Regions from separate parts of the Mus musculus genome. Here all the other regions are linked to region 1. Evidence: chromatin loops called from intact Hi-C (ENCODE). Cell type or tissue: heart. All regions are shown on one strand. Links, peaks and the distances in the headings refer to the core of each region. The heading gives the core; the rest is flanking DNA. Region 1 holds the start of Wwtr1 (WW domain containing transcription regulator 1). Region 2 overlaps Wwtr1 (WW domain containing transcription regulator 1). Region 3 overlaps Wwtr1 (WW domain containing transcription regulator 1). Region 4 overlaps Wwtr1 (WW domain containing transcription regulator 1).

Evidence for each region. Hi-C counts contacts between places; a loop is a spot of excess contacts. Peaks named below come from ENCODE experiments on the same cell type or tissue, not always from the same donor. Only the 100,000 strongest peaks of a DNase experiment are listed, where the experiment ranks them.
Region 2: it touches region 1 in a loop (4-fold over the local background); 13 of 42 quality-filtered maps call a loop at or near these places.
Region 3: a loop joins it to region 1, with 2.1 times the contacts of the local background. A loop is called at or near these places in 17 of 42 quality-filtered maps.
Region 4: a loop joins it to region 1, with 4 times the contacts of the local background. A loop is called at or near these places in 17 of 42 quality-filtered maps.

Annotation. Positions count from the first base shown.
Region 1 is chr3:57,572,840-57,580,389 of GRCm38, forward strand. It overlaps Wwtr1 (WW domain containing transcription regulator 1), which reads right to left and starts at 3,037. Exons shown (of 7, transcript NM_133784.3): 1 at 2,762-3,037; 2 at 1,984-2,418. The coding sequence starts at 2,414. In heart, for the core only: CTCF peaks have their summits at 2,380 and 3,707; DNase peaks (open chromatin) are centred at 2,242, 3,042 and 3,782; H3K4me3 peaks cover 3,228 bases; H3K27ac peaks cover 3,006 bases.
Region 2 is chr3:57,505,539-57,513,088 of GRCm38, forward strand. The region is part of intron 2 of Wwtr1 (WW domain containing transcription regulator 1); the gene reads right to left. Among named protein-coding and RNA genes, the nearest start is that of Wwtr1, 67 kb to the right of the region's middle. In heart, for the core only: a CTCF peak has its summit at 4,323 (motif pointing left); DNase peaks (open chromatin) are centred at 4,640 and 5,003.
Region 3 is chr3:57,483,812-57,491,361 of GRCm38, forward strand. All of the region lies in intron 3 of Wwtr1 (WW domain containing transcription regulator 1), which reads right to left. Among named protein-coding and RNA genes, the nearest start is that of Tm4sf4, 62 kb to the left of the region's middle. In heart, for the core only: no CTCF peak of the experiment used is centred there; a DNase peak (open chromatin) is centred at 3,770; H3K27ac peaks cover 1,322 bases.
Region 4 is chr3:57,466,564-57,474,113 of GRCm38, forward strand. The region is part of intron 4 of Wwtr1 (WW domain containing transcription regulator 1); the gene reads right to left. Among named protein-coding and RNA genes, the nearest start is that of Tm4sf4, 45 kb to the left of the region's middle. In heart, for the core only: no CTCF peak of the experiment used is centred there; DNase peaks (open chromatin) are centred at 3,898 and 4,648; H3K4me3 peaks cover 792 bases; H3K27ac peaks cover 2,081 bases.

The sequences.
Region 1 (7,550 bases), core at 1,052-6,051:
GAGGACAGAAATGGATCACAGCAACCCTCCCTACGTCCAAGGCTAACTTCTATTTTTTGCCCTAAATCACTAACACATCTGAGCAACTTCAATCATTAAAAACACATGTAGAAAAGAATTTGATTTTATTTAGAAGTTGGGTTTTTTTTTCTAGGTTCCCACAGATATTAGGCAAGCCCGGCTCTTCCACATATACGTGTGCATTCATGAGCAGTTTAAAAATCATCTGCGGCCAAAAGGGACCATCGAAAATTACTGAGACGCTACTTGTATTTATTGCAAAGTTCACATTGGTAAAAAAAAAAAAAATCATGGTGAAATACATACAGCTGCATTTATACACAATGCTATTTTGAACATGTATGCAGTACGGACACTAATATCTTCCTTTGGAGACTTAGAAAAACGCCATGCTATTACATTGCATATCTGACTTCAACCTCCACTTAGAAATCAAAGCCCTGAGCATGTGTCTACACCATGCATGGCTCAATAATCCAGACACCAACTGTGTGCCAAAGCCATTGAGTTATCTTCAGGATGCCAGCACCACAGTAAGCCCCAAAACAAAGATTACAAATACAACAAAAAGTATATCCCCAAGAGGCTGGAGAGATGGCTAATGGTTAAAACCACTTGGTGCTCTTGAAGAGGACTGGAGTTCCGTTCCTAGCACCGAAATCCCAAATTAGGGGAGGGGGATGGAGCTCACACTGCCACCCCAGGGAATTAGACATCCTCTTCTGGCCTCCACAGGCACTTCATGTATGTGGTGCACATACATACATCCAGGCGCACACACATACACATAAAACTAAGTAAGTGCACGTGATGTCAACAGCTTTGGGATGAGGAAGAGCTGGGAACCAGGATGAGTCTCAGATATGCCCACAGCATCCACTGCCATCCGCTCATTCTTAGAGGGTAATCAAAGGACCAAAGATAGTTAATGCCAAGGAGGAGCTTGGCATTACATTTTTTAAAATAGTACGTGCTATCTTACATTTGAGCCTTTCAAAGCAAGGCTACTTCAGCAAAGGAACGGGGCTGTAAGATGAAGTTTAAGACAAGTTCTTAGATGTCTTCCCTTTGGGCAGGCAGCGCAGCCGAGCCGAGCTGAAGTGATTCTACACCAATGGCTCAGCCACAACTTCTTCGGAGGCCTTTTCTAACCTGACCCCTATGACCTCACTGGTTCTGATAACAATTCAAGTGCCAGCCCCGGCTTTCCCTCAAGAACTCCCTCTAGCAATTGAGAATACATTTCTCTGTTCGATCTAATTCAAAAAGCTGGATCTAATGTAAAATTCACAACCTCAAAAAGCTAGGCAGATAGGGCATGAAGGATGACAACGCACACTACTGCCCTGCCGTGACGGTATTTTAGGTTACCAAGTGTAACATAAGACTCCTGACCCAATTTCCACACAATTTGTTGGTCCAGCCCATAACTACTTTACAGTGCGGTTGGTAATTACATTACTGTGCTGTGTGGTCATTACGTCATCAGCTGGGAGAGGTAAAGCCCACCAGGCACTGTGTTCTTTTCCGGTTTGCTTTTCCTGAGTGACTGAAGAACCCAGACCACCTACTCACCTGGCTGTGAGCTAGCTAACTTAAGTGAAGGCGCTAAGGGCCTAAGACCCAGATTTAGGCCAAAGTCGCTCAAAATTCCTTTCCCCAAGTTTAAGTTTTCCAATGGCCTGGATCTCTTAGGGCTTAAGCAGTTTCCACTTCATGAAACGTTCTCTGTTCTAGTCAAGTACAACTCCCAGAGATTCATCCCCTACTTTTTTATCTTAGCAGATCTCTGAAGCACCTTGGAAGAGTCAGTCTCTCAGTCTCTCTCTGTCTCTCTCTCTCTGTCTCTGTCTCTCTTTCACACACACACACACACACACACACACACACACACACACGCCACGAACACACGAGCGTCCAGGGCATCACAACTTTGCCCCTCTTGACTGCCGGCAGACTTACTTAAGGAAGTATCTCTGGCCAGTGGCCGTGAAGGTCATCTCCCACCCGGGGGGCAACGGCAGCTCGTCGGTCACGTCATAGGACTGCTGGCGGAGATGTGCATGCTGCTGTGCAGGGCCTCCAGCGGCTCCCGCACCGGTGCCCAGCTGCAGGGATGCGGGCGACGAGTGCGAGCGGACGTGCTGCGCGCCGCCAGCTAGTCGAGGCCCCGGGTGGCCGCCTGATGAGTCTGTGCTGGATTGGCGCGAGTGCGAGCCGGAATCGGGCTCCTTAAAGAAGGACTCCGGGAGGATCTTTTTCCGCCATGAGCTGGGCTTGGGGTTCATGACAGAGTTGAAGAGGGCTTCGAGGTCGGTGTCCAGGTCCTGCGTGACGTGGATGACTTGCTGCCCTGGCGGCGGGAGCGGATGGGGCACCGAGGACGGATTCATCTTTCTACAAGAAAAAAGAAAGATCAGATCAGCCTTTTGGTGCAAGTCAGAGGAGGAGGGGGTAGTCCCGGGGAAGGACAGAGAGAACCTAGAGACAGTTAGGTATGGGTCCAGGGACCAGCCGGTGGGGGAGGGGGCGCCCCTGGCCTCCGAGATTATGCAACTTTCCCGCAACAGAGAAGCTCCCCTGAGCAGGCAGCCGCGGGAGGAAGGGGGGGGGGGGTGCCTGCACCAGACCCAGTCGCAGCTTCCCCTGCCCAATACCCCCACCGGCAACCCCAGGCGTCCCGACTGCGGTCGTCTAAGAGCCGGACGCCACAGAGGGTGCGGGGCGCGGCGGGAGCTACCTGGGGACTCGGGGAAGCCAAGCCTGGGCGCCTCCCGAACTGACGAGCTGGAACCCGGTCCCGGCTGGCAGATCCCGAGCGGATTCCCAGCAGCCGAAGGCTTATCCTCTTACATCCCCGGAACCGGCCTCGGGCGCTCCCACTGCGCGAGGAGGCGACAGAGAAGACGTAGACGAGCGCAGCCGCCGCGGCTCCCGGACTGTCCCATAAACAAAGTTTGAAGCAAACTCCCACCCTTAGGAAAGAGGCGGGCCGAAAGTGGAGCTGTTGAATTATGCATGACCTCCTGGCCGGAGCCAGCCTGCCCCACGCCCCTCCTCTTCCTCCTCCTCCCACCCTAGCCCGGCTGGCGGGGGTGGGCTGGGCACTTCGCAGCTCGGGAGAGACCGTGCCCCCGCCCCGCCGCGCCGCTCCGACCTCTCCCGCCGAGCGCCTATCTGCATTCCTTTGAGTTTACCACTGACTTGGGGCGGGATCAAAGAGAAAATGGTTCAAGCCTGTTAAATCAAGGGGTTATGGACAAAAACCAAATCGGAGAATAACGGAGGGCCCTCGGTTGAGGGTCCAAGGCCCAGAATGAGTCTGTCCTGAGCGCTTGCCCTCGTCTTAAGGGGAGCGCCCAGCACCCGGAATGTGGCACGGGGCGCGGATCTGCCAGAGGTCGGACCGGGGCGCACCCTGGCTCAGGGAGACACCCGCGAGGCCAGACTTTCCACGGAAGGCTGCTTAACGCTTGTGACCATATTTGGTCTGCTGGGGAGACAACTTGGCTGTTTGGCTTTCAGTTGTCTGCGAGACGGTTTCCCAAAAAGTGCCGCTGTTGCTGAAGATGCGGCTTCACCGAGGAGTCGATTGTAAACTACCAACTTTCAAGCCTTTCATCAATCCTTAGAAGGCCGAGACAAAGCTGCGTTCTAGAAGGCCAAGCAATTGCGCCCCCTTCCCTCCTCCCGCGGCGTTTGCGAGGGTAGTGGGAGGATTGGAATGTCCCTGGGTCGCTCTAGGGAGCCTGGAACTGGAATGGAACAGGGGCAGGTGGCTAGGATAGAGAGGGTGTGCCAGTGACCCGGAAAAAGCCACACAGCCTCCCACCCGACTGGACATGGGCCAGAGGTGGAGACCCCAGCCTTTGGAGAGAGGAGGTCTGGCCTGGTAAGACAGCTGCCGGGAAGAGGGAGGAGGCCTTGCCCTTCCCACTGCCAGCTGCTCAACTATTCCTTCTCTCCAAGAAAGGGTGGCTGCTTTTTAAGTTACATTCCAGAAAGCCCCTACCCGACCCACAGATTCTAATAGACAAGTTTATTAGATAGGTTAAATGAGGCAATACACGCAAAGCACTTTGCTTAGCCAAGGCTGCATGGAAGTTTGTCAGCAGAATTGTATCAAATGCAGGCACTGTGCCTCACCATATTAAAGAGAGACATAAAAGTCAAAATTAAATCCACAGTTGACAGTGCTACAGGAAAATGAAGACAACTGTGACCTAACAGCAAGGTGAAGGGACAAATGCAAGCCACTCCATCATTTTTACTTTAAGACAGAAGAGAGAACAAAACTGTGGCTCAGCTGGAAAAGATCCTTTCAGGCAATTCTGACAACCTGAGTTCGAATCCCACACACTACATGGTAGAAGGAGAGAACCAACTCTAGCCCCCACATGAGCCCCCAACACATTTTTTTTTAATTTTGAGACCATCTTTGATTAGCTGTGTCCTATCCCAGTACCCATACATGAGCTGTGACTCCAGGTCCCTTACAGACTTTTCCCAAAATGGCAAGTGGTCTTATACTAAGGCCTCTTGAACTTTTTCAATCATGACCCCTTTTTGCCTGAAAAACTATCTATCTGACCCTAATCTATATTTGTATAAAATAGGTAAGAATCAAACATTTACTGATAATCATAAATTGATTTTAAAATAATTCATTCCTGGGCATATATAAAATTTTGCCGTTCATTAAAGATAATAAGATATGCTTTGGGCTAGGACTATAGTTCAGTGGCAGAGCACTTGCCTGGGATCATTCCCTAGTAATAATAAGTGCTAAACAAATGTGATGGTTCCCATATACAGAATTAAACCCTGACTCTTTTTTTTTTTCTTTTTTTTTTTTTTTTTTTTTTTTTTTTTTTTGGTTTTTCGAGGCAGGGTTTCTCTGTGTAGCCTTGGCTGTCCTGGAACTCACTTTGTAGACCTGGCTGGCCTCAAACTCAGAGATCCACCTGTCTCTGCCTCCCAAGTGCTGGGATTAAACGTGTGCTCCACCACGCCCGGCTAATCCTGACTCTTTGATACTACAGGACATAGGGTGCCTTCAACATTTTTCACCTTTTTTATTTTATAATTGCTAGTCCTGAGACTGGTGTTGTACAAAATGGCAGAAGTATGTTTAGGGCCATCTCAGAAACTATTGGAAGTTCTGTCCTAGGTCCAAGCCAATATTTCATTTAATGATTTTTTTTTTTTTGTAATGAAAGTCAAGTCAGCAACTCAGTCATTTCCAACATCAAACATCCTAACCAAAATATATGTTAATGTATACATACTGAGGAATGAAGGTAGAAAAATATTGTCTATTTTCCATAATTAAATCATTTTCTGTAAAAGCACAGTGCTGTATGCCCAGTAAGACCACAATTCAAATCTGAGCAGTACTATTTCAGGCAGCTCTCCTTGGTGTTGTGTAGTGTGCCCAGAACAAAGTACACATGTTAAACATGTATGTTCAGAACCAAGAGTACAGTGAAGTCTCAAGATGCCACACAAACAAGTATTACCAACGATGAAAATCATGTTTGATTTTGAATTAATTTTTGGTTCTGTGCATGTAATCTAAAAACTATTTTTCTTGAGACAGGGTTTCTCTATAGCCCTGGCTATGTCCTGGAACTCAGTGATCTGCCTGCTTCTGCCTCTCACAGTTGCCAAATCTTTCACGACCCCTGCTCCACAATAAATTACACAACCCATGTGAGTTCACAACCCAGAGTTTAAGAGGATCTGCTTCAAACAGAGAAAGGCACCTGGATCACCTACCAAGATAAGCAGGGCTGGTTGCTTCCAGTAATCTGAAACTGCTGATTCCAGAAACAAGTCCTCTCTTCAAAGGACAGAGAGAAAGGGGGAACGAACGCTGCTGAGGCTCCTTGCCTTGGAAACAGAATCTTTGCAAGAGGGAGGGAATGAACTGTGGAGCTGGAGGAAGCAAAGTGCCTGGGATGGAAAGGTTACCAATTCAGAAGCTGCTGTGCTGCTGTGAGGATGTCCAAGGCCAGTCCCATTCCAGGAAGGTTCTTATCTCAAAGAGGTGAATAGGGCTTGAGATCAGATAAATAAGGATGCAGTCTTTATTCCTTGCTAAGTCTCAAACAGCAGTGAACCCAGGCGTAAGTTAGAAATCGTTGCTAACTCAAAAACTTCCCATTCCTAAACACATGCAATCAATCATTCATCATAGGGCAGGCACACTGGCATACATTTGTAGTCTAAGGCTGAGGCAGAAGAATCTATCACTTGAGCCTAGTAGTTCCAGGCCAGACTGCATAGCATAAGGAGACCTTGTCTTAATAAATAAATAACCTGATAGTATATGCATCAATGAAATATGCTGCTATCCCAATCTTTCCAACAATAATAACTTAAACGACAGCTATCTTAACTATCAGGTCCAGGTACTGGCGTACCAGGTGTGCTGCTGGCAAACCTGTGTTGGATTTTTTTTTTAAATTGATTCTTGATCTGGAAAAGCCAATTTCACTGCAGGCAAAACTAACCCTAAACTGGTGGTCCTAGGTGCTATAAGATACCAGTGTTCTTCAGTTCCTACCTTGAGTTCCTGCTGTATCTTCTCAAGATGATGGGAAGCTGTAAAATGAAATAAGCTCTTTCCTCCCCAAGTTGACTTGAGTCATAGTGTTTTATCACAACAACAGAAAACTTAACTAAGTTTAAGTATGACTCCTTTGCTTTGGTGTAGTAGTGACCACCTTTAATCTCAGCATTTTGGGACAGAAGCAGGTAAATTTACAGAGTAAATTCAAGGCCAGCCTGGTCTACATAGTGAGTTCCAGGATAGCTAATGATACATAACGACACTGTCTCAAAAGAAAAAAAAAAAGTATAATTCTTCAGTCACCCTAGTCACTTCAGACACTCAAGCACTCTAGTTCTTTGCTTTCTCTTTGTAATTTCAGGAAAATAGTACTATACCAACTTTGCAAAATCCCACATTTAGGGCCAGGAATGGAACAAGAACAAGCCAGCTTAATCCATGCATGGATGGGAGAAGGGTCCATGAAGCCTTATGCTAGCTGAGAAACTATTGGGAGTTGGTGGCTGCTGGGGGAGAAAGAGCCAGTTTTCTTCATGGATGTGTAGCCTAAGAGGCTGTACTGAATGACCCTACACCCATGTATGTACAGGCAGCATCAGGTAGAATTAGTCAGCTTAAAAGAAGACTCATGGGGCTGGAGAGATGGCTCAGCGGTTAAGAGCACTGACTGCTCTTCTAAAGGTCCTGAGTTCAAATCCCAACAACCACATGGTGGATTATAATTATCTGTAATGGGATCCGATGCCCTCTTCTGGTGTGTCTGGAGAGAGCAATGGTGTACTCATATACATTAAATAAATAAATAAATAAATAAATAAATAAATAAATAAATCTCTTAAAAGAAGATGAATGGAAAGGAGGGGAAAAGTGGAGAAGAGGGATTGGAGGTGATTTGATCAAAACATTATATATAAGTATGAAATTCTCAAATAACAAAAATGAGCCAATCATGAAG
Region 2 (7,550 bases), core at 1,333-6,332, 67 kb before region 1:
GAACAGTCCTATTTCTTTCCCAAAAGAATATAAGTTCTTTGAAGCACATAAAGACAATAAAGATATAAAAAAATAGGGATGACTGAAGATACTTCATTTTGAAAGAATTCAGAAATCCTTATAGCATAGGCAAAGAACTTGATCTTCAGATATAAGCTTGGAGCCAGGTGTGGTGGCATATGCCTTTAGTCCCAACACTCCCGGCAGAGTCAGGCTAATCTCTCTAAATTCAAGGTCAGCCAAAGCTACAAACCTTGCCTCAAACAAATAAGGCAATAACAACATAAAATACATAAATGAAATGAAAAGAAAAATTACACTCCCCCCCCCATATCTTCCTGCAGTCTTAAAAGATTGGGAGTAAATGGAACCAGTCTGTTGGCCCCATGTAGTTTACAAAGAATAGCAGTTCCTAAGAGGAAGGGAAGCTTTTCTTGACAATCACAAACTTTTCCATAGACTTAAAAAACAAAATCCCTACAAAGGTTTCCCGTGACGAGCCTCGAATAGCATGTGGTGGGAAAAGCGCCCACAACAAATAAGGAAGGAGTGGCCGTTCTCCTTCCTTGGAAGGACAAACCTGTACTAGACTTCAAACCCCAGCAGGACTTGGCTCCAGAACTGGCTAGTCACCAATGAGCAGGAGCACATCCAGGGACCTGGGGTTTGCCAGCAGACAGAAAAGGCCAGCGTGCCTCTGGAAAGATTCTGGACCGGAAAGGATGGCTACTGGGAAACCGATGTGTCAAATTCTCTTCCCCGTGGATTAATACAAAACGATTCTAATTATGAGATAAAGTCTGTGGGTAAAGATTAACTACAATAAAGAGAGGAAGCACTCTTGCCCTTAGGTTACCCCTTACTTCCAAGCCTGGCCCTGCCCATGAGCCTGGGGGGACTGTCTGGTTTTCTCCTCTCCTACTGCTTTGTCCTACATATTACTTTTCCTTCAGATGAGAAAGACCATGTGCCCTCGGTCTTGATGGCTTTCCTTTCCCTTTCTCCTTTTCCTCTCCTCTCCCACTTAGATTTGTTCTATCCCAAGTCCATATGGAATCTAAATTATTCCTGGGAATAGATCTCCAAAGCCACACACACACACACACACACACACACACACACACACAAATTCGGGGCTCTCCAGAGCCACTACTACCCCTGTAACCTACTACAGACTCTTTACAATCCTAAAAGATCACAATCTTGAAATCACAACATACCTGGGAACCTGAACTTTAACACTAGCACAGACCCTGTGTCACCTAACTGAATAACCCACCCCAAACTTGGCATCCATAGCCAAAGAGATGCAAAACAAAGCCCCTATAGTAAATATGCTAAGCAAAAACACATGCAAGGAAAGCCGGTCTGTTCTAAGCATCCTAGATTATCAACAATCACTTACAGGTTTCATGATTCATGACCAGGATTCCCAAGTTCACTTATTAGTGTCAGGCATCTCCTGCTTCAAGTTCAAGGCTAACAAAGTTGACCCAACAACCAAAGTCTATATACCTACTATGCGTGATGCACAGTGCTCTGGCCAGGAATAAAAAATGAGAAGCATTTTATATATAAACAACATATACATATAGAAGCATTAAAAGCCAAGATAAACCCTTATCTGAAAAATAGAATCTACCAGCTTCTCAGTGCCCAGCAAATAAATGGTCTGGTGTTTGTGGAAGGATTTACTTGCCAGTCCTTGACCTAGTACACTTCTGTTTATGGAAGAAAGCCACATGACAATAATGTATAATGTGTTTTATATGCTGGAAGCATAGAAAGGTATAAAAATGGAAATGATTATAAGTGCCCTTATCTTTTTACTGCCCTATGCCTTTGCCCCTCTTTCTTTGATATATCAGTTTCACACTACAGTCAGGATGAGTGCTCCAATCATCAGGCCATGAAAGCCTTCCCCCTGCCCCTTTACCCACCACAACCTAGCAGGTCATAAAGATAACGGTACCCATGAGACAGGAACAATAAGGCACACTAAGGAGCAAGTCCATCGTAATGCTATTTTGATGAAGTTCCTCTTTGACCTCTTCCTTGACTCCGTCTTATTTTGGGGAGTAGAATTATTTCTCTTCCAGTGAAATGTAAACTTTTCTCATGACCATGGAACAAACTGCATGGCATACAAAAGGTTTGTTTGTTTGTTTGTTTTTAAATCTTGCAATCCCCATGACATTATAAGTCCAATTTAGATATAGATGAACTTGATTCACCGGTCCTGATTACCGCTCTCTATAACAAAGGTGTATGTTAACAGCCCCGATGTAATGTCATCTCAGCTCTTTTTTTTTTTTTTTTTTTCTTTTGGTTTTTCGAGACAGGGTTTCTCTGTATAGCCCTGGCTGTCCTGGAACTGATTCTGTAGACCAGGCTGGCCTTGAACTCAGAAATCCGCCTGCCTCTGCCTCCAAGTGCTGGGGTTAAAGGAATTCGCCACCACTGCCAGGCATCATCTCAGCTCTTGAAGGACAGCCTGGCTTACATAGGGAGTTCCAGGCCAACCAGACCCTGTCTCTAAATAAATAAGTAAACAAACAAACAAAAGCAATAACATTAAACAGTGCTAAATGAAATACCCTTGCAAGCTGCTTTTTGTGAATTGACACAAGTAGACTCAGTCTTGGTACATGGTAAAAAGGAAAACTTAAATGCATTTGAATGAGACTGATAAATTCTCAGACAGGGTTTGCCAAGTAAATTAGACCCATTATAAGCAGACAGCAAACTCTATGCCAGTGTTGATCCTGGAGCAGATAGCAAGGCTTGTCCCAGACTGAAATTTCGAAGACTGTACCTAATTACAACACAAATCTCCAATATTTTCAGAGACAAACATTACCCATATTCTAATCTAATTCAATACTCTGAAGAAGCATTCTTACTTCAGTGTCAAGACTTGGGAAACAGCATAGCATTCCCTATTCTTTACTATGTGCTGGCACTTCCTGAGTTCTCTCTTTTGTTTTATTTTTTTTTTCTGGCCTATGACATTTAGGTCTGCTAACTGATACCAAAGATTTTATCTTAAACCATAAGAAAAAGGTGATGGCCGTGACCTTTAATAATTCTCTGGGTGGGGTGGAGGGTGTTAGAGAGATGGCTCAGTGGTTAAGAGCATTGACTGCTCTTCCAGAGATCCTGAGTTCAAATCCCAGCAACAGTGGCTTCACAACCATCTGTAACAGGATCTGATGCCCTCTTCTGGTGTGACTGAAGACAGCTGCAGTGTACTCATAAATAAATCTAAAAAAAATAGTAACAAGAACAATCCTCCCAGGCCCAAGCACACACTGATAACACCTAAAAGCAGAATGCCATAGAAAGTGATGACAGTGGGACCCCACAGCAGAAGCCAACACTACCTAATGTGGATGTTCAACTCAGCTCCACAGCTCATCAATTAGAAGCCTACCCTCTGCTTCCTGCATTAGCTACTTCGTTGATGGGGGGGGGGGGGGGCTTGCTTTTGAGGTTAGACACACTGACAATCAGAAATGAAGCATTGCTGGCACCCAGGATGAATAGATGCCCAACTAATGCTTTACTACTATTGCTAAGGTGAGCAGTCTCCCTTCTAAGTTCACCCTTTTAGCTTTCACTCCAACCAACCCTTTGCCCCAGAGTAGCTTTCACAAACTATCAAGAACTTACACTTCTTCTTCCAATCTTCCAAAACACCTATGACTCCACGCTTGCTAACCTGGGATAAAAGACACCTGGAGAAAAGAGTCCAACTACAAATGTGCACAGTTGACATATCTATCATCAAAACAGTAAACATCTAAACCCCAACGCTATAAAAAAAAAAGTACATGTGACATATAATAAAGGTGACTGTTCTCACAACAGAAATCTGAGAGTGCTCTGCTTCTGAAACCACGGGGAATTTGTGGTTCAAAAGTTCCAGCCCAATTTTCACTGCAACAGCTCATACAGGTATCGCTGCAGTATATGTCACCCGAGTGCCAGCTCATACCCAGATACAGGATCTTTAAGATGTCAGATAAGCCGGGCAGTGGTGGACCATGCCTTTAATCCCAGCACTTGGGAGGCAGGTGGATTTCTGAGTTCGCGGCCAGCCTGGTCTACAGAGTGAGTTCCAGGACAGCCAGGGCTATACAAAGAAACCCTGTCTCAAAAAACCAAAAAAAAAAAAAAAAAAAAAAGATGTTTCAGATAAAAGATGATATCAACGGCTGGAGAGACGGCTCAATGGTTAAGAGCACTGTTCTTCCAGAGGTCCTGAGTTTAATTCCCAGCAACCACATGGTGGCTCACAACCATCTGCAATGGGATCTGATGCCCTCTTCTGGTGTGTCTGAAGACAGCAACAACGTACTCACATACATGAAATAAATAAATAAATCTTAAAAAAAAAAAAAAAAAAGATGATATCAGCATTACCTCGGTGCAGGCTTCCAGTCTAGAATTCTAGTTTTCTAGAATTCTAAGTGAATGGAAGGGACTGTATTTTTAACAGCCTCGGCTCTAATCCTTAACTTCCACCCCAGCCTTGCCAAGAAGCCACTTAAGTTAGCAGCATCGGTGTGAACAGGCCTTGCACTGGAGCCAGCTGTGGTGATCTGTCTACCTTGGATCTTTTCTACTGAGTTTTACTTGAGCTTCCCTCTTATTTCTTCCCTCTGAACCTACTCAGTCGAGGCAGAAGGGAGTCAGGGTGGCCCCTCAGCACAGGAAAACAGTGAGAGCCAGCTTGGGACCATATCTTACTATCTGTGACTCCTAAAAGGGCTTAGTTAACCAGTGTTTTGTGCTCAGGACAGGAAAGAAAGAAAGAAACACTATGAATGTACCATTTCTCAGACAAAACCACTTTGGGAAATGGTTCATTAATCTAGCCTAGCAGTGTGACTCATAGACCTGTCTTTAGAGGGGAAGAGGTCCAGCCACAGTGTAGAGCCAGACCATCACCAGTATCATCCAGGACAAGCAAATCTCACTTTGCCGCTGCAAGCAGTGCCAAATTCTTGCTTAACTTCATTTTTCACAACCCACTAAGAGCACAAGAGGAAAGGCCTGGCTGTTTTTGTCTGTTCGACTCAAGCCAAGAAGCCCATGGAAGAAGCTTGGCTACGTAAACAACCTCACTATAAACACCCAGCATTTTCCCTCTTTTCTTACATTGGGATTAATAATATTATTAAAGATGTGAAAGGTCCTGTTAGGCTCTACTGTCGGGACTCAAGCGGAGTGTAGACGTTTGTTTCGCTCCCTCCACTTTCTGATTTTCTAAATGACAGTTTCAAAATACACACTTGGTATTTTCTCAATGACAGAAACACATAAGTGTAGAAAAGATGAAGTCTGTTATCATAGGAAATGGAGTATTTTCATCCCTTCACTCATTTAATGAACTTTACAGTGGTGCTATTTCTGCAGGGATCCAACTGTAGAATTAGTTTTGGGGCTGGAGGTAAAATACACACAGCACTGAACTCTGTCCCCACCCCTACCCCCACCCCCACCCCACCACCAAAATAAAATTTTGCACATAGGCTGCAAAATATAGTGTAAATGTCCACTGAGTATAGTGGAAATTACCATGAAAATTCTTTAAACGTACAATCTACTAAGGTTTAGTGCATAGCATATTATCTTTCAGTAAGTCCAATGCAGCCAGTTCTTTCCAGCCGTAGGATATGTGTTATTTCCATGGCCTAGCTTCAGATGAAGCTATTCTGCACTCTCCAAATAAATGTGCTGAGATCTGCTAGGTGTGGAATATTGAACTCATGCCACTTAAATATAGATGTTCTAAGGGCCTACAGTGTGTGGGCCCTCAAAAGATTGGTAAGTCAAGGGTGGGGATTTGGTAGAAGTAAAAATAAGAGATCGTAGGTGGCTAGGAGCTATTGTTTTTAATTATAAAAGGTCCAGAACCGACACTCTGTCTCAAGGCTTCTTGTTTGATACACCGACCACACTGCCTGCATCTGACATCTGGAAAGCAGCTCAGTTTGTTTTAAAGTCACTAAACTATGATAAATGCTTAAGTAACTTTGAAAAGTGTTTTTCCAGGCTCTCTGTGTCTGACACATGTTTCTCCGTGCTGTTTTTCCAGTTGTTCTTAAGTGGGGCATCCACTGACCCAATGCTTGGTTGCTCTCAACTCACTCCAAATATCAAATGTCTCCAAGTTGGGCTACAGCTATCATTCTTTCTCTCCCCCTCTAATTGGGCCAAATGAAGTAAATGTCACTTGGCTAGAAAATGAGGACAAAGCCATTTTCTCCCAGGCAGGAGAATGGGGATTAATGGAGAATTAATGTTCTAGTATTAAGATAGGAAGAACAACAAGTGAAAGAGTGGCAGCCCTTAGCCTACCCGAGCTTCATTCAGCCAAGGGCGCATACTCTGAAAAGGTCCTCTGCAGGAGGCAGGAGTCCAGGACGATCCTAATGACCTACCTCACAGAAGGTCTCTGCCCTTTCTCTCCCTTTCTGGCTTCCAGGAAGCAGACCACGGCAGAGCTACACCTCCACCTCCTCTGTATCTTCCCCTTAGCAAACCATGACCTTTCTGTACTGTCTATGTACAATGAGCAGTAGAGGCACAGGAGCCTGGCAAGCGTCAGCATCCGCCCTCTGGACGCACATCCGCACCAATAATGATTTTTTTTACAAAACCCCAATTTCTTTTGTTAGTACGCTCCTCATCTCCTCACTTGGGGCTATCTGCTCCCTTTGTCTTAGCTTTGGTTTCTTTTCTCCTTTAATTCTAGGAAGATGAGCCACAGGCTCGGGCTGTCTGACCCACTTTCTGTTCGTGTTTTCAAGGCGCACAGCAACATGAATCAACAACAAGAAGGCTGGCGTGAACCCAGAGTCTGAAGACAGACTCAAAGTGTTTTTCACAGCCGCAACCCCTTTTTGTAAGAAGGAACCAGAAGGGTCAAAGACAAATGCCAAGGTACTGAAATGGTGAGTGAGGCATGAATCATGCCACCGAGGATCTTGAAGTACGCACCTCGAGGTTTCCTGTTCTTTAGTGGTGCCAGGGGCGAAACACAGGGGTTTATGCACGCCAGGCTAACACATGCTTCATAATTTCAACGCAGTCCACAGTGTTTTATAACACACACCCTGACATCTTCTGTGGAAAGTAGCAAAATGAGACGCTGAACTCCACCTCTGTCATTGTCTAATTAGGAGGCCACTGTCACTTCTCCAAGCCTCAGTTTCCTTCAACAGGGCATAAGAGCATCTAGCATGCAGTGCTGTTTTGGGTATTTCATTGAACAGAAACCATACACTATGCCAGGTATAAACTGCCTGAGGGTAGAGAGGAAAGGGGAACCAGAGGAAAGGAAACAAGAAAAGGTAAACAAATACCCTAGATGAACAGAGAACCCAAGAAGGGAGAGAATAAAGGGAGTTCTCTCTCATTAGTTCTCTCTTTTTTAATTTTTAAGTTAGTATACTGGATGCTACATATCATTCTGGCATTTTCCAACAAAGTACACTCGGGGAATTCTCCCCTCTCACTTCCCTGACCTGAGACCTGAGACC
Region 3 (7,550 bases), core at 1,032-6,031, 89 kb before region 1:
GGAAAAGACACAGGGTTGGAGTGGGATATGGTCTCTAATGTATTTCATAAAAGTAAATAAGATACAAAGGAGCTGTTTCCAGGTGTATTATGTTGTCAATCAAGATTGTGACTCTATTTTACTGCTGGACGTTTCAGTCTTAAATATACTCAAGAGTTCCCTGTCCTTTTCGTTTCTTTTCTTTTCTTTTTTGGGGTTAGGGTGGGGGAGGGTTCGAGACAGGGTTTCTCTGTGTAGCCCTGGCTGTCCCGGAACTCACTCTGTAGACCAGGCTGACCTCGAACTCGGAAATTCATCTGCCTCTGCCTCTGCCTCCCGAGTGCTGGGACTAAAGGCATGCGCCACCTGCCCGGCTCCCTGCCCTTTTCTTTTCTTTTTTTTTTTTTTTTCCATTTTTTATTAGGTATTTAGCTCATTTACATTTCCAATGCTATACCAAAAGTCCCCCATAGCCACCCACCCCCACTCCCCTACCCACCCACTCCCCTTTTTTGGCCCTGGCGTTCCCCTGTACTGGGGCATATAAAGTTTGCGTGTCCAATGGGCCTCTCTTTCCAGTGATGGCCGCCTAGGCCATCTTTTGATACATATGCAGCTAGAGTCAAGAGCTCCGGGGTACTGGTTAGTTCATAATGTTGTTCCACCTATAGGGTTGCAGATCCCTTTAGCTTCTTGGGTACTTTCTCTAGCTCCTTCATTGGGGGCCATGTGATCCATCCAATAGCCGACTGTGAGCATCCACTTTTATGTTTGCTAGGCCCAGGCATACTCTGACAAGAGACAGCTATATCAGGGTCCTTTCAGCATAATCTTGCTAGTGTATGCAATGGTGTCAGCATTTGGAAGCTGATTATGGGATGGATCCCCGGAAATCTAAGTGGATCAAGGAACTTCACATAAAACCAGAGACACTGAAACTTATAGAGGAGAAAGTGGGGAAAAGCCTTGAAGATATGGGCACAGGGGAAAAATTCCTGAACAGAACAGCAATGGCTTGTGCTGTAAGATCGAGAATTGACAAATGGGACCTAATGAAACTCCAAAGTTTCTGCAAGGCAAAAGACACCGTCAATAAGACAAAAAGACCACCAACAGATTGGGAAAGGATCTTTACCTATCCTAAATCAGATAGGGGACTAATATCCAACATATATAAAGAACTCAAGAAGGTGGACTTCAGAAAATCAAATAACCCCATTAAAAAATGGGGCTCAGAACTGAACAAAGAATTCTCACCTGAGGAATACCGAATGGCAGAGAAGCACCTGAAAAAATGTTCAACATCCTTAATCATCAGGGAAATGCAAATCAAAACAACCCTGAGATTCCACCTCACACCAGTCAGAATGGCTAAGATCAAAAACTCAGGTGACAGCAGATGCTGGCGTGGATGTGGAGAAAGAGGAACACTCCTCCATTGTTGGTGGGATTGCAGGCTTGTACAACCTCCCTGCCCTTTTCTAAGAGAGAAAAAATTACAACACCTCTACCTTGTAGGACTCTCTCCTGAGTAAGAAAGCTAAGAAATGCTGGTCAACCCCAGCTTAGTAGATGTCTTGGCAAAGCACTGAATTATGATTAGAATTAAATGTTTAAATATGAATCAACAATTATTAAGCTCCTACTATGTTGAACAAATAATTTCATGGGTCTAGAGAATGTTATGCAAGATAGTAAGTCACAGATGAACAAAGCAACACACACACACACACACACACACACACACACAGGCCTCGGCGGGAGACAGACTGAAGTTGGAGAGTGACCTAAACCAAGCCAGAGTTTGAGACCAGCTAGAACACGGAAAGACTGAAAGAAAACAAAAGCAAAGAATACAGCAGGTAAAGGATGATAAAGCATTAAGAAAGGTCTTCTTATCCAGTCTCCACACACACATGCTGGGAGCAGGAAAGAGTCAGAGATGGTTTTATCCCATAGCAGTTTTCACAGGGACTTAGAAAAACTTTGCTGTATAAAATAATCTCTTTAATGCAAAAAAAAAAAGAAAGAAAGAAAGAAAAATTAAGAAAGAAAGAAAGAAAGAAAGAAAGAAGAAAAGAAAAGAAAAGGGGAGGGAGAGAGGGAGGGAGGGAGGGAAGGGAGGGAGGCACATGCCTGTAGGCTAAGTGTGGTATGCATAGCTTTAATTCTAGCACACCAGAGGCAGAGGCAGGAGAATCTCTATAAATTCAAGGCCAGGTTTGAATCTATACCAAGTACACCAAGCAACCCTTTAACATCATCTCTGAACACAGGAATTCAGAAGAGGCTGACACAGTGTTTGAAAATTGAGTAGTACTTCCTCAAAACAGAAAGCATGCAGCCAGCCAATGCCATATTGGATAATACCCAGGACTTGTAACCTGGGAAACTTCCTCCTTAAAACAGTGTGTCTTTCAGTACAATGTAAGCTAAGAGGTTTACTAATCTGCATCGTCAGTAGCACATTTAGCAACCTAAGTACACCAAGAGAGAGGGGAAGCTAAGAGCTATAAAATCAGACCTTAGAGTTAAAAAGTGTTGAAACTAAGGTATGACCAATCATCCTGGCTTCCCTGTAACTGAGGGGTTTCCTAGGAGACGGGACTAATTTAGCGCAAGTCCCTACCAAACGGAATGGCTTGTGACTTTAGGCCTGTGACTCTCAGCAGCCCCAGGGTTACCTCATCAAGACAGAACTCTTATAGAACCAGGTGTCACAACCAGTTGATATTTAAGACTAAGGCCATCAAATCCAAATTGGCAGCCAATGTGCTTCAAATTACCCATTATTGGAGGAGGGCATATTATTTTATTAACTCTGTATGCTGTAACCAAGAAAAGGTCAGGTGATGGGGTCAGTCCATTTAGACCTGTGCTTATCAGACTTTCATTAGTAAAATGATTTTTTGTCATGAGCCCCTATCTAGCTTGAAGCCAGGGTTCCCCTATGTCCAGGGGCTCATTCAGCAGCTTGCCAGGAGCTCGGGCTTCTGTTACTACAGCCATAGTAGAATGTCAGCCCCTTTGTGCTCTCCCAAGTCTCTGGGGATCACTTTCTCCATACAGACATTTGTCAACTATTATGTTAAATTTTTACACTAAGCTTTTAGAGACTATACTCCATATTAGCTACTGCTCATAACCTCTAGGGTTCTAGCACAGACCTTGGGACACATTTTAAAACGGATGATTTCCACCAACTCACGAATTTAAGATCACACAGAGACATTCTAATACCCCCAGGAAATCTGAAAGGGCAGTTTGCACCAGAACGCTACATAGGCATCACTAAGGGGTCCCTATCCCTACCCCTGCCCTCATTCAGAAGTCAGAAATAGTTGTTAACCTAGGTTGGAGAGGACGACAGCTAGTTCCCCTTGTGCTACCTCATGAAGAAGTCTCATGCAGACCCTTTAAAAGGGTGAAAACCTGGGTCACGTTTTGATGGTGCTCTGACTGTGGTCTAATTTTACACACACAGAAGTTACAGCACTTTGTTCCTGAATTTAAAAAAAGAGAGAGAGAGAACTTAAAGTCAGGTGGACCTTTGAAAGATTACATCCCAGGATTCATATCACTGCTGTCAGGTAAGACTAGAACTGACCATGTTACGATACAGAAGCCAAGCCAAAACATACAGGTGTAAATCGTTTCTGACTTACAAACAGACCCAGTGTACCAAGTTCTCAAAATATTCCAGCAGGAAGAGCGTCTGAGTGCAGCTGCAGGTCTTTTCCTAACCTCTGTTTATATGCTATGCATGGTTTGACTCATGCTGGCCAACATCACGTGTCACGCAGCCCTGTCTGATGGAAAACACATGTCCACAGAGGAAAGGAAACCCAGCCACAATGCAGCCTTGACTTAGTCTTGACACAATAACTGCAGATGCCTCTCTTTTCTTCCTTGTGTATTTCTTAGCTTTTGTCAACAGTTAGCCACTTGTAGCTCTTACTTCCCAGAAACAGTATTTAACATCCAACACCGTCAGCAAACAAACAAACAGGAAGAAACCAGCTTTTCACTTCCGGTGCAATTAGTTCCAAACGTCTGTAAAGTATTAAACCAGTAAGTTTCACAACCCCGACTTTACACTCAAGTCTTTAGTCTTTAGTTCTTTAGTTCTTAGCTGGCTCAGTTGATAAGCACAGAGCTCAAGGACAATATACACTCAGCTAAACAGAATCTCCAAAGACTGGCACGGAGCTTGCAAGGCTGCAAGTGTTCCAGACTCTTCCAGTAAAAGAACTTACAGCCCAACTTGCAATTACTTCCCAGACAACCTTGAATTTTAAGCACCAAGAAATCATTTTCCTGCTTTGTAATCTTGCTTGCCCATTTAAAACAGTAATCTTATTCTTAGACCAGTGCACAAGTAACTGTGCTCCTCTACTCTGCTAGGAAGATGACAAAGGCTTGTGCCACCGGCTTTGATGCTCTCCTTAGACAGCAGACTCTCCGGATGTATAGTTTGCTAACCATAAAGGTCTAACTAAAGGTCACTGGCTCTTATCATTATAACATATCCAGAAAAATAAAATGGGGTGGGGCACAACAACCAACCCTCCCATTTTTGTCATATTGATTCCTGAATTCTTCTTTAGAGAGAGAGAGAGAGAGTGTGTGTGTGTGTGTGTGGTGTGTGTGTATGTGTGTGTGTGTGTGTTCACCTAAAGCAGTATCAGAGTGTGCAACCCCAATTCCACCTACTTGCTGGAATATCTCAAGATTTACCCAAAGTGATCCAGCAGGAAGCACTACTACATAGATGGTGTGCTTAGCAATTTCTAGTAAGGAACAGTAGAAACTAAGACCTTTACTGCGCTGCTCCAGAATGGCATCCTTCTGATTCTGAACGTGTTTCCATGGGTGGACACTCTCGGGAAAACAAAATTGTTTTACTACCTTTAGATAGTAAGTGTACCTTTATCCCGAAAGGACATGACAACTCCGATTCCTGCCTATTTACAGAGGTCACACAATCCACATTAAGAATGCATGAGGCAGTCCAAGCAGGTGGAGTGTTTTATAAAAGGGAACTTGCAGGTAACAATCAAACACTGGAAATTATTGGCTCTGTGAGATATCACAAAAATTAAGATGAGGCATTAACAAAGATAGCAATGGGACATCAGCACTTTTCAGTTTAGAACCACTTGGGGGACAGGGGGACCAGACACGGGATTAGAAAACTATGATTTAACCCAGGGTATCAAGATGAAGAAAGCTCATCAAACTGTGTGGCTTTGCACATCTGTGAATTTCACAGACTACTGTACCCAGCTTGCAACAAATGTCCAGTAAGAGTCAACTGCCTTAGAAATAGAAAGGATCAATATGAATAGTGGTGACTTGGGGATGTTAAACGGCATTGACCCTTTCATCGTTTCGTTTCTGATATTCTACTGTTAGATTCAGTGATGGAAAAGACAGCAGGGTCCCTTCCCCTCTGGAAAAGGGCAGTCAGACAAACAGCACATAAATAATAACTTTTTACTTAGGGACCATAGCCCAGGAAGAGGAGAAAGGAGCCCATGAGGACACCAACTAAATAGTATGTTCTGCGCATGGCAGGATGCTGCGCGTGTGAACTCACAGCCACTGTGCCTGCCTGAACAAACCAATCATTCTAACATGGAGTGTTCTGAACAAGAGTGGCCCCCATAGGCTCATGAGCTCTCACCCTCACTTAGGAGCTACAGACAGTAGACGGGAACTGAGGGAGAGAAAATCAGTTTTAACAATGTGGCTCCCGGTAAGTTGGTATTCTAACGGATAGCCCCACACAGAAGTATGTGGACACTCAAATTGGAATTAGTGGGCTATTAAATTAAAATTAAAAAGGATACAAATTGGAGGGGATAGAGAGATGGGTACAAGTGGATCTGGGAGGAGTTAAAGGAAGTGGGGGGGTGAAGATGATGAAAATGCATTGTGTGAAGTTCTCAAAGATTTAATAAAGATGCTATTAAGGTGAGAACATCCCTGACGTATGGTACTTATGTAAAAAGGATACAGTCCATGAGTTCCAAGGCAGAGGGCAAGGGGCAGCATACAGGTTCACTGCTGCCTAAAAGCTATGGAAGGCAGCACTTTAGCCTGAATTCCAGAGGCACAGGAATCTCCTTCAGACACCCTGCTTGAATGACACCAGAAATTGCCAAGTGATTCAGTCACATTAGGTCAAAGGAGGCTCAGAACTAATGTCTCTCAACTGCCTCTCCCAGACCTACATGGAGGCTGGGATCGTAAAAAAAAAAGGGGGGGGGGTGTGCAGGGGGAGTAACTCCGTCTTGTAAGGAGTGGCAAGTAGCAGGCTCTTTGCTTTTAGCACACGGCCAAGTTTGGCCCCAGGTAAAATGAACAAATGCCTATAGCTCTACATTTCATTGGGAAGGGTGAGCTTTAAAGGGCTGTGTCAGTAACAATGGAAACTACTCAAGACAGCAACTGTGGCTCTCAACGGTCTAAATCTGATCCGCGTTAAGCTGAGATCAGGCCTGCAACTCAACCTATTCTGGAAGGTTTCAAGAAACCTCCTGAGAACTCCCACTGGCCCTGCTTGACAGTGTCCAGACAAGCTTGAGGAATCACTGCTTTGTGCTTTATACCCAGAAAAAAAAAAAAAAAGAAGCATATTCATCCTCAAAAACATGTGGGCCTATCTCGCATGAATGACCTGTCTCTTGTAGGTAGACCCATCAGAGACCAGCAAGTTCAAATCCATTCGGTCACCAAATAGGGCTTCCTGTTATTCATTTTCCCGTTAGCTCCATGAGTTTGGTCTTCTTTCCATCTTTCAGCCATAGTTTCCTCTTAGTCCAATTTAACTTGGTTATTTACTTTTATTCTCTTAAATGTTACATACTATAAAAGAGGAGGAAAAAATGAATGAAAATATCAGTTTCTTTCTTTCTCCTCTTCGTTTCCCCACCAAGAAGAAATAGTGCTTTGAATAAGAGTGGCCACCGTAGGCTCATATATTTGAAAGCTTAGTCTCCAGGGTGTGGAACTGCTTAAAAGAATTAGAAGAATTAAGAGGTGTGGCCTTGTGGAGGACGTGTGTCGTGTGAGGGGAGGAGCTTTGAGGTTGCAAAAGAACATGTCAGGCCCAATCTCTCTCTCTGCAAGCATGCCAGCAGACTAAGATGTACAATTCTCAGCTACCTTTCCAGCACCATGCCAGCCACGGATTATAACAGACTAATCTTTGAAACTGTAAGCAAGCCCCCAGTTAAGTGCTTTCTTTTATAAGAGTTGTCTTGGACATGGTGTCTCTTCACAGCAATAGAACTTAGACCACTAGCATAGTTTATTAAGAAACAAAGATCCTGAAAGCTATACAAAAAGTCCTTATAGTTAAAAGGCCACAACAAAAGACATGCATATACCATTTTTCAAATACCCTGACAAATGATGCAGGCATGTTTGAGAATGAACTCATGAAACATGCCAAAAGCTCTCATGCTATGAAAAATAAAAATAAGTAGCGTAAAAATATCCAAACTAATGTTTCCAGAATGAATTGAAGCATGCATGGAGACACATCCAAAAGGAGAGTTAACTCA
Region 4 (7,550 bases), core at 1,160-6,159, 110 kb before region 1:
CATTAAAAAAGTAAATAAATCGGACCATTTATTATTAACAATGCAATGGAATGACTTGTTTAAGATTATTGTACGATTATTCTTGGGTCACAGACCATTCCAAAGAACAGCTAAATATAAGGAAGACCTCTGCTTCCTACCCTACCAGGATGGATAGTGGAGTCACATCTTGCCTGTAGCCCAGTGGCCAAAAAACCATCCCAGCCTGGCTCTGATACAGTCTCCCAATCTTAGTGTCTGGCTTTAACATTGCTTCCAGCTCCTGAATCCATACAATTATTCCCTCTGTCTGGAACACACGTCCCACCGAAGCCCATTTCCCTTAGTTACTAACCTACAAATGCCAGGTATCAAGACACTCCTCCCTGCCCCTATCTAAAAGGTCACCTCCCACCACCCATGACTGTCTGTCTTTTAACCTGCACCTATTTTCTTCACAGCAACTTGGGTTTTATCTGTCCTCCCCAATGAATGACCCATGAAGGAAGGGATCTTATTCACCATGTTCATGCCTACACACCCACTACCTGTAACCATGTTAAGTATGTAGTAGTAGATACCCATAAAATACATTCTGAGTAAGTAAATAAGAAATAGTATTTATTCAAATAGAAACATTTAAAAAATATGCTGGTGATAACAAAATGAGAAATAAAAGGAAAAAAATCACACCTTCAACCACAAATTAGTACACACGCTGCCTAGTTAACAGTTCACCTGAATCCTCCTCCACTGTCCCTAACATAAGATGCACGGTGCTAAGTGGCCAGTAACAGAAACAGCAGCACCAAATACTTGGATGTGAATTCTGGCCTTGCTGTGTCCCATTGAGGTATTTCACAATTTTGTCCCCTACCACCTCACAGCGGGGGAATAATAACACCACATGTGCAAAATGCTGCTGTTATGACAAAGATGCTCAGAACAGAGCTTGCTCCAGAAGTCACTGCATCGATATCTAATGTCACCTCACCTTGTGTTCTACATACCAATCTCAAAAACACAGGTTAAAGACAAAATAAAGACACTGGCAGTAAAGGACTTGCCTAAGAGGTACAAGGAAAACCATGGGTTCCATCCCCAGAACTACAAAAATAAGTGTGTAAGCAGATAACTTTAAAAGTATCCCTCAGTGTTGTGTGGAATAGATCCACTTTGATACCTAAGAGTTTCCTCCTAGTCACCTTTCACCTTTGAAAGATTAAATCAGAATGTGAAAATTCATCACAAGGCTAAGAAAACTTACACTGCCTAAAATTAGGTTTAACTATAGAGTGGTGAGAGTTGTATTTTATAATATAATAGTTCTACATTTAGAACTTTTAAAATTCTACCTGCCTGGTTTCCCACTGTTGTGTTTTGTTTTTATTTTGTCAAGTTGACACACGTTAAAGTCATCTGGAAAGAGGAATCTCAGTTGAGAAAGTGCCTCCATCAGATAGCTGACAGGAGAGTCTTTGGAGCATTTTCTTGGTGGGAGGACAGCCTAGCTCACTGAGGGCAGGGCAGGACTACCCTAGGTAGGAGGTCTTAGGTTATACAAGAAAGCAGGCTGACTGAGTAAGCCAGACAACACATTCTTACAGGCCAGGCTCCTGCCTGTAGGTTCCTGCCCTGCCCTGCCCTGCCCTCCCGCAGGTGATGGGATAAATATAAGATGGAATAAAGCCCATCCTTCCCAGGTTGCTCTTTTGTCATGGTGTTTTATCATAGCAACAGAAACCCAAGTAAGACAGTCCTGTTTTGAAAGGTTAAAAAAAAAATCCCCATATCTGCCCACAAATTTGGGGGGTGGGGGACAATACCAAAGGCTAAAAATAAAGGACCAACCTCCCCAGTATGTCCTTATCAAAACTGGGTAATTAAAGTCTAGATCAGAATGCTTTTGACTGTCACCTGATAGCTGAAGCCCTTCTATAAGCAAAAGGGCAATCATCCACCTTTACCTCAACCATGAAGAGTGCTCAAAACTAATTATCATCCTCTCTCGTCTTGGCAGGTGTGCTGGTTAGTTTACGTCATCCTACACAAACTAGAGTCACCTGGGAAGAGAAGCTTGCATCTGTAAGACTGGCCTGTGGGCAGACCTGTGGGGCACTTTCTTGATTGATGACAGATGTGGGAGTGCAAGCTGAGCGGCCTAGTGGAGAACATTCCTCCATGGTTCTTGCCTCGGTTCTTGCTTTGGGCTCCTCCAGCCTTGGCTTCTTCCTTAAAGGATGGACTGTAGCTGGTAAGACACTCTTTTCTCCTTCAAGCTGCTTCAGGTATTTTATCACGGCAACAGAAAGGCTAACTATTGTGGTCTATTCACAGGGCACCACAAGCCCTGTCTAAAACAGGCCTCTGATTTCTCCACATCTCAGTACTTCAGGTCTCTCTTCCTCCAAACACATCTTACCCAGCTTTAGTATTTAGGTTATACAGCCACAGTGATGTAAGTTAAAATAGCACCAAACCTGCCCAATCTAGGCCTATAGCTTGTAAATAAAATACCAGGATTGTGTGTCTTTTACACAGACTAGCTAGAATAGAAAAACACCAATTACAAGATTCTAGACAGACAATCACAAAGAATAGACAATGGACAGGCATTAGGATGTTCATCTAACCCCTATATTGCTGTTCTCTGGTCTTACATCCATCTCCAGGAACATCATTACTTCTGCAATTACTCCAGCTGACTTCCCTGCCATGCCATCAAGCCGTGTGTCAGGCGTTGGGCAGGTCTATCAGTGCTTTCACCAAGCCACACAATGCATGAGCATGACCACTGGAGAATATCGGGTCTTCGAGGAGTCAGGATATCACAAAACTCAAAGGCCTCGCAATGGCTCTTAAGCTACTAGTGAACTACAAGATCCCTCCAGTCACAGATTTGTGGCAGACAGAATGAAGAAATTTCTAGTTGTAATCAGGTAAGGTACTGGCTACTTCTCAGTTCTGTGGGCTATTTGCCAGTGGAATTCTCAAGAAGTAGTTAAGGATGCTGTTGAACCTGTCCTGAGCTTGGCATAACAGAAAGCAGTGATGCAATGCAGAGAAGAGGACTTTAAAATCACAAGAGTTCAAATCCCAGGTCAGTTACAATAGAGCTGTGAAATTTTAAACTAAATTCTTTTTTTAAATTATTTTTTTAATTTAAAGCTGGAGAGATGGCTCAGCAGTTAAGAGCACTGACTGCTCTTCCGAAGGTCCTGAGTTCAAATCCCAGCAACCACATGGTGGCTCACAATCATCTGTAATGAGATCTGACGCCCTCTTCTGGGGTGTCTGAACACAGCTATAGTGTACTTACATATAATAAATAAATAAATCTTTAAAAATTTTAATTTAAAAAATGCTATTTATTTATTTTTACATGTATGGGTTGGGGGGGTTGTTTGTTTGCCTGCAGGTATGTTTGTTCACCAAATGTGTGCAGTGCCTAAGCTATTCAAAAAAGAAGATGGGGGACCCCCTTGGAACTAGCATAAGAGCTGGTTTTAAACTACCATGTGAGTACTGAGGTCTGAACTCTGGGTCTTTGGACAAGCAGTCAGTGCTCTTAAACATCTCTGCAGCCCCTTGGACTAAATCCTTGACAGTTCATTTAAGATGCTTTATGAAGCATCTTGTTGGACATAGATCAAAGAACACAGTGAGACAAACAATAGAAGGTGTCATGGACGGCACAGAAAGATTTGCGAGGCAAAGAGACTTGACTAGACTTTGCAAAAAAAACATGTGAAGCCTGAACACAGGACTCCATTAACTTAGTTTACTGATGAGGAAACAGGGCCAGAGAGAGTTAAGTGGTTTTCCCAGAGCCCTGTAGCTAACAGCAGGTGGAGCCAGTGTCTAAATCCAGGCAGTTTGACCTCTGAGGCTATTCCGGTAATTTCCACAGACAGTACCAGGGAGAAGGCAGTGAGGACTGAAGTTGGCAGGCCTCAAATTCAAACCCTTTCACCTACTACTGGAGATGAAACTTGGGCAAGTTACTTCATTTCTCTGATCCTGTTTTCCCAGCTATAAAATGGAAATACCAACCCCATGACCTCATTCAGCTTGTTTAGAAGAGAACTTAACGAACCAGCCTATTCAACAGCACTGAGCACAGTTTTTCCTCCCCGAGCCGGGAGGAAGATGGGATTGGAAATGTTTTATGATCCTTTTCGATGTATATGGGTGGAGCTAGTATCCCGGGAATTCACACCACATTTAGCAAAGTTTTAAGGTTCGGTTTTAAAGGCCAGTCTCAGAAAGTTCTGAAAAGCTGCAGCCCTCCCTCCTCCTGCCCCCAACATTTCTTCACATACAAGCTGGGAATGGAAACCCTTTGTAAAACAGAGTCTTTGGAGTGAGTTACTGGTAATCTGTTAGCTCCCTTAAACAACAAAACCAAACGTCATTTATGGATTCAAAAGGCACCCTCCTAGGGCTGAGAAGCTGTGCGGTGGACGCAGAGGATAATGAAAGGCAGAGACAATTTGTGAGTTAAGAAGTTCTGGAAGCTTCCTCCCCTCTAGTTCCCCCACTGGCCTGCAGCTCTGTGGAATAAATCAACAGAAGAAGCTAGAAAGTAAAAGGCAATGGAGAGCGGGGCCTGGCTCCGAGTGAGTGTTTTTGGCTCGCAGGGCACCTCCCACCAGCCAGCTCCTGCCTCGGCTGGAATGTACTTCAAAGGGAGCTAACTGAATGATAATAACCTCTTCTGAGGGTGCTCAGCTTGATTTAAGTGTGTAGCCGGGATTCTACAAAAATGGAAGACCGAATTGTTTTAATTATGAAGGGTGGGGCGAGTAGAAACAAATGAAATGAAAGCGGTATTTTAAAATCCCACCGTTAAAGCGGCTATTTCAGTGCAGAGGTGCAGCTCACTCTTTCTTTCTCAAAGCCACGGAGACTGCAGAGGCAGACTGCCTGGGAAGAGGGGGGGTGGGGGGGGATCTGGTGTCAATCTCTTTTGTTGAAAGCCTGTACCAATCGATTCTAGAAATTCACTGCCACATTTCCTGGAGTGTCTCTTTGAAACACCTCGCACACACTCAGCTGCCAGACTGGCTCTAGAAAAGTGCAGATTCGAAACTCTGATACTTTGGAGGAAACATTTGTTGAGTCTGTAATTATTATCCAAAGCCTGTTATCGCCTAAGAATCACTTGAAGGAAGGAAAAATGTAGATATACTTCTGACTTAAACAAAAATGTAAAGTAGATTTTTTGAAATGGAATACTTCCTCATGCCTCTGTGATCTCATTTTCCTTAGTACAAAATAAGCCTCCAGTTTAAAACAATGACCAATTTGTTTTCGAAAGGACTTTTTATTATGAACATATTTATTTAAAGGGACAAGTACGTATCACGGAAGAGGTTGGTTTGGAGTGATGGAGCCGGGGAGTCTTTTCTAAAAAGATTTGAACTGGCACCCTTTTTCTTTTCTTCCCATTTCCACCCTTACCCGGACCAAAGACTCATCATGTAGCTCTGGTTAGCCAGAATTTGCTATGTAGACCAGGCTGACCTGTAGCAGGCAGTGGTCCTTTGCTTCCAGAGCGCTAACCTACGAGATAGACATACACTACCTTCCTTTGTGGGGGAACACAATAGACGCCCTCAACTCCTAGACAAATTCACCACTTTCCATCCCAACATGTGTGATAAGAACATGTGTTGAGTAAATATATGAATGGATGAACTTAAAACAGCCATCTTACTACAGATGACTTAGGGATATATGGTGAACGTAGGACAACAGGACCAGTCAAATGCCTTAGTCAACCCTGAAACCTAACTCTACAGTGTGCTTTCCTAATAACTATACCTCATGTTCCAAGGGCTATGTAGCAGCCACTGATTGCCCTATACGCTTTGCTAGGTATGTTTTTAAGTTCTGAAAAATCTCTTAAAAACTCAAGACAGAAAACAGCCCTTTAAATCTTCCCTGAGAGGAGCACGGCTCTCCTTGGCAGCATGGATCTGAAATGGCTGTGTGAGGCTGGGCAGCTGACCCTACCCCCACCCCCAGAGTGGCTGTCAAGCTTGACAGAAATCTGTAAAACCTGCTGAAAGAATCCTGTGCCTGCCTCCCTCCATCTGTGTCCCTGTTGCCCTGGAAACGAAAGGCCAACCTTAGTCAGCAGTTTTGTTTACAAGCTTTGCTCTCCTGCCCCCATCCCCACCCCCAAGTGCCAATTAAAGAGAGGACAGAGGGGAAACAGTATGGAATTGCCTTGAAAATAGTTAACAGCGCAGGCCCTCAAAAGCTCGATGCTGTTGCTTCAAAAACATAATGCTAAATTTAGAAACTAAACTTAAGGAAGTATGCCAAGTTGAGAGACAGACAGACAGAAATTCTGAATGATGAAATATGGGGATGAGACCTAAGGCCTCATGCATGCCAGGCAAATCATCTACATGTGCTACATCCTTATAAGAACTCCACAACATGTATGAATATATTCATGCATATATGTGTTTGGTATACATGCATCCCACCTATGCATGTATAGACACCATACCACACGCATGGAAATCAGAGGATAACTTGTGGTAGTTGCCCTCTTTCTGCCTTATGATTTTCAGGGGTCAAAGTCAAGTGCCATGCTTGGTGGTAAGTGCCTTTACTCTTTGAGTCATTTTACAGGCCCCTCTTTCTATATATATATGTGAGTGTACTATCGCTGTCTTCAGACACACCAGAAGAGGACATCGGATCCCATGACAGATGGTTATGAGCCACCATGTGGTTGCTGGGAATTGAACTCAGGCCCTCTGGAAGAGTAGTCGGTTCTCTTAACCTCTGAGCCATCTCTCCAGCCTCAGGCCCCTCTTTTTATTTTCCTATTTCGAAACAGGGTCTGTCACTAATTGCCTTAAACTCACTTGGCAGCCCAGGGTGGCCTAAACTCTCAATTCTCCTGCCTTAGCCTTCCAAGGACTTGGAACGAGAGGCCTGCTACCACCAGGCCTAGTCTAGGTAAGACGCTACCTCTATGGAGAGCCTGCTACTTTGACCCCAATTCAGCAGTGGTTGAAGAGCTTACTGGGCAGGAGGAGTGGTCAATGAAAAGAGATTCAGAAGTATCTTCTACTGTTTCCACAGGAAGTGGAGCTGTCTGGGCTCAGTGACAATAACAAAAGTCAAAGGGGTAACCAGTGGGACCCAAGGAGGTGATGACGTTAATTTACCCTTTGACCAACAACTTAGATTAGAACTAATTATTCTGTCTCATCTGCTACCATAAAAGCCATTTCAAAGCAGTCACGTCCCACTTATCCTTGTATTACTTTCAATCCCATGGATACTGGCTAAGGGAATCAATAGGGAGAAAAAGGAAGAAAGAGAGGGGGAAAGAGTTTCATCCTAAACCAATGAAAACTCGTTTTAAAACTGCAATCAAAGCCGTCTCCGATTCTATTTTGTTAACGCCCTCAGTGACTTCAGCACCAGTGAGCTAACACAGGACTCTACTGGGCCTGGTGGCAGAGTACAGGCCAGAAAGCTATGCTACGGACTGAGGAACTGCTTTCTTCATGGAGCAACATCAAACCATAGGCGTAGAGTAA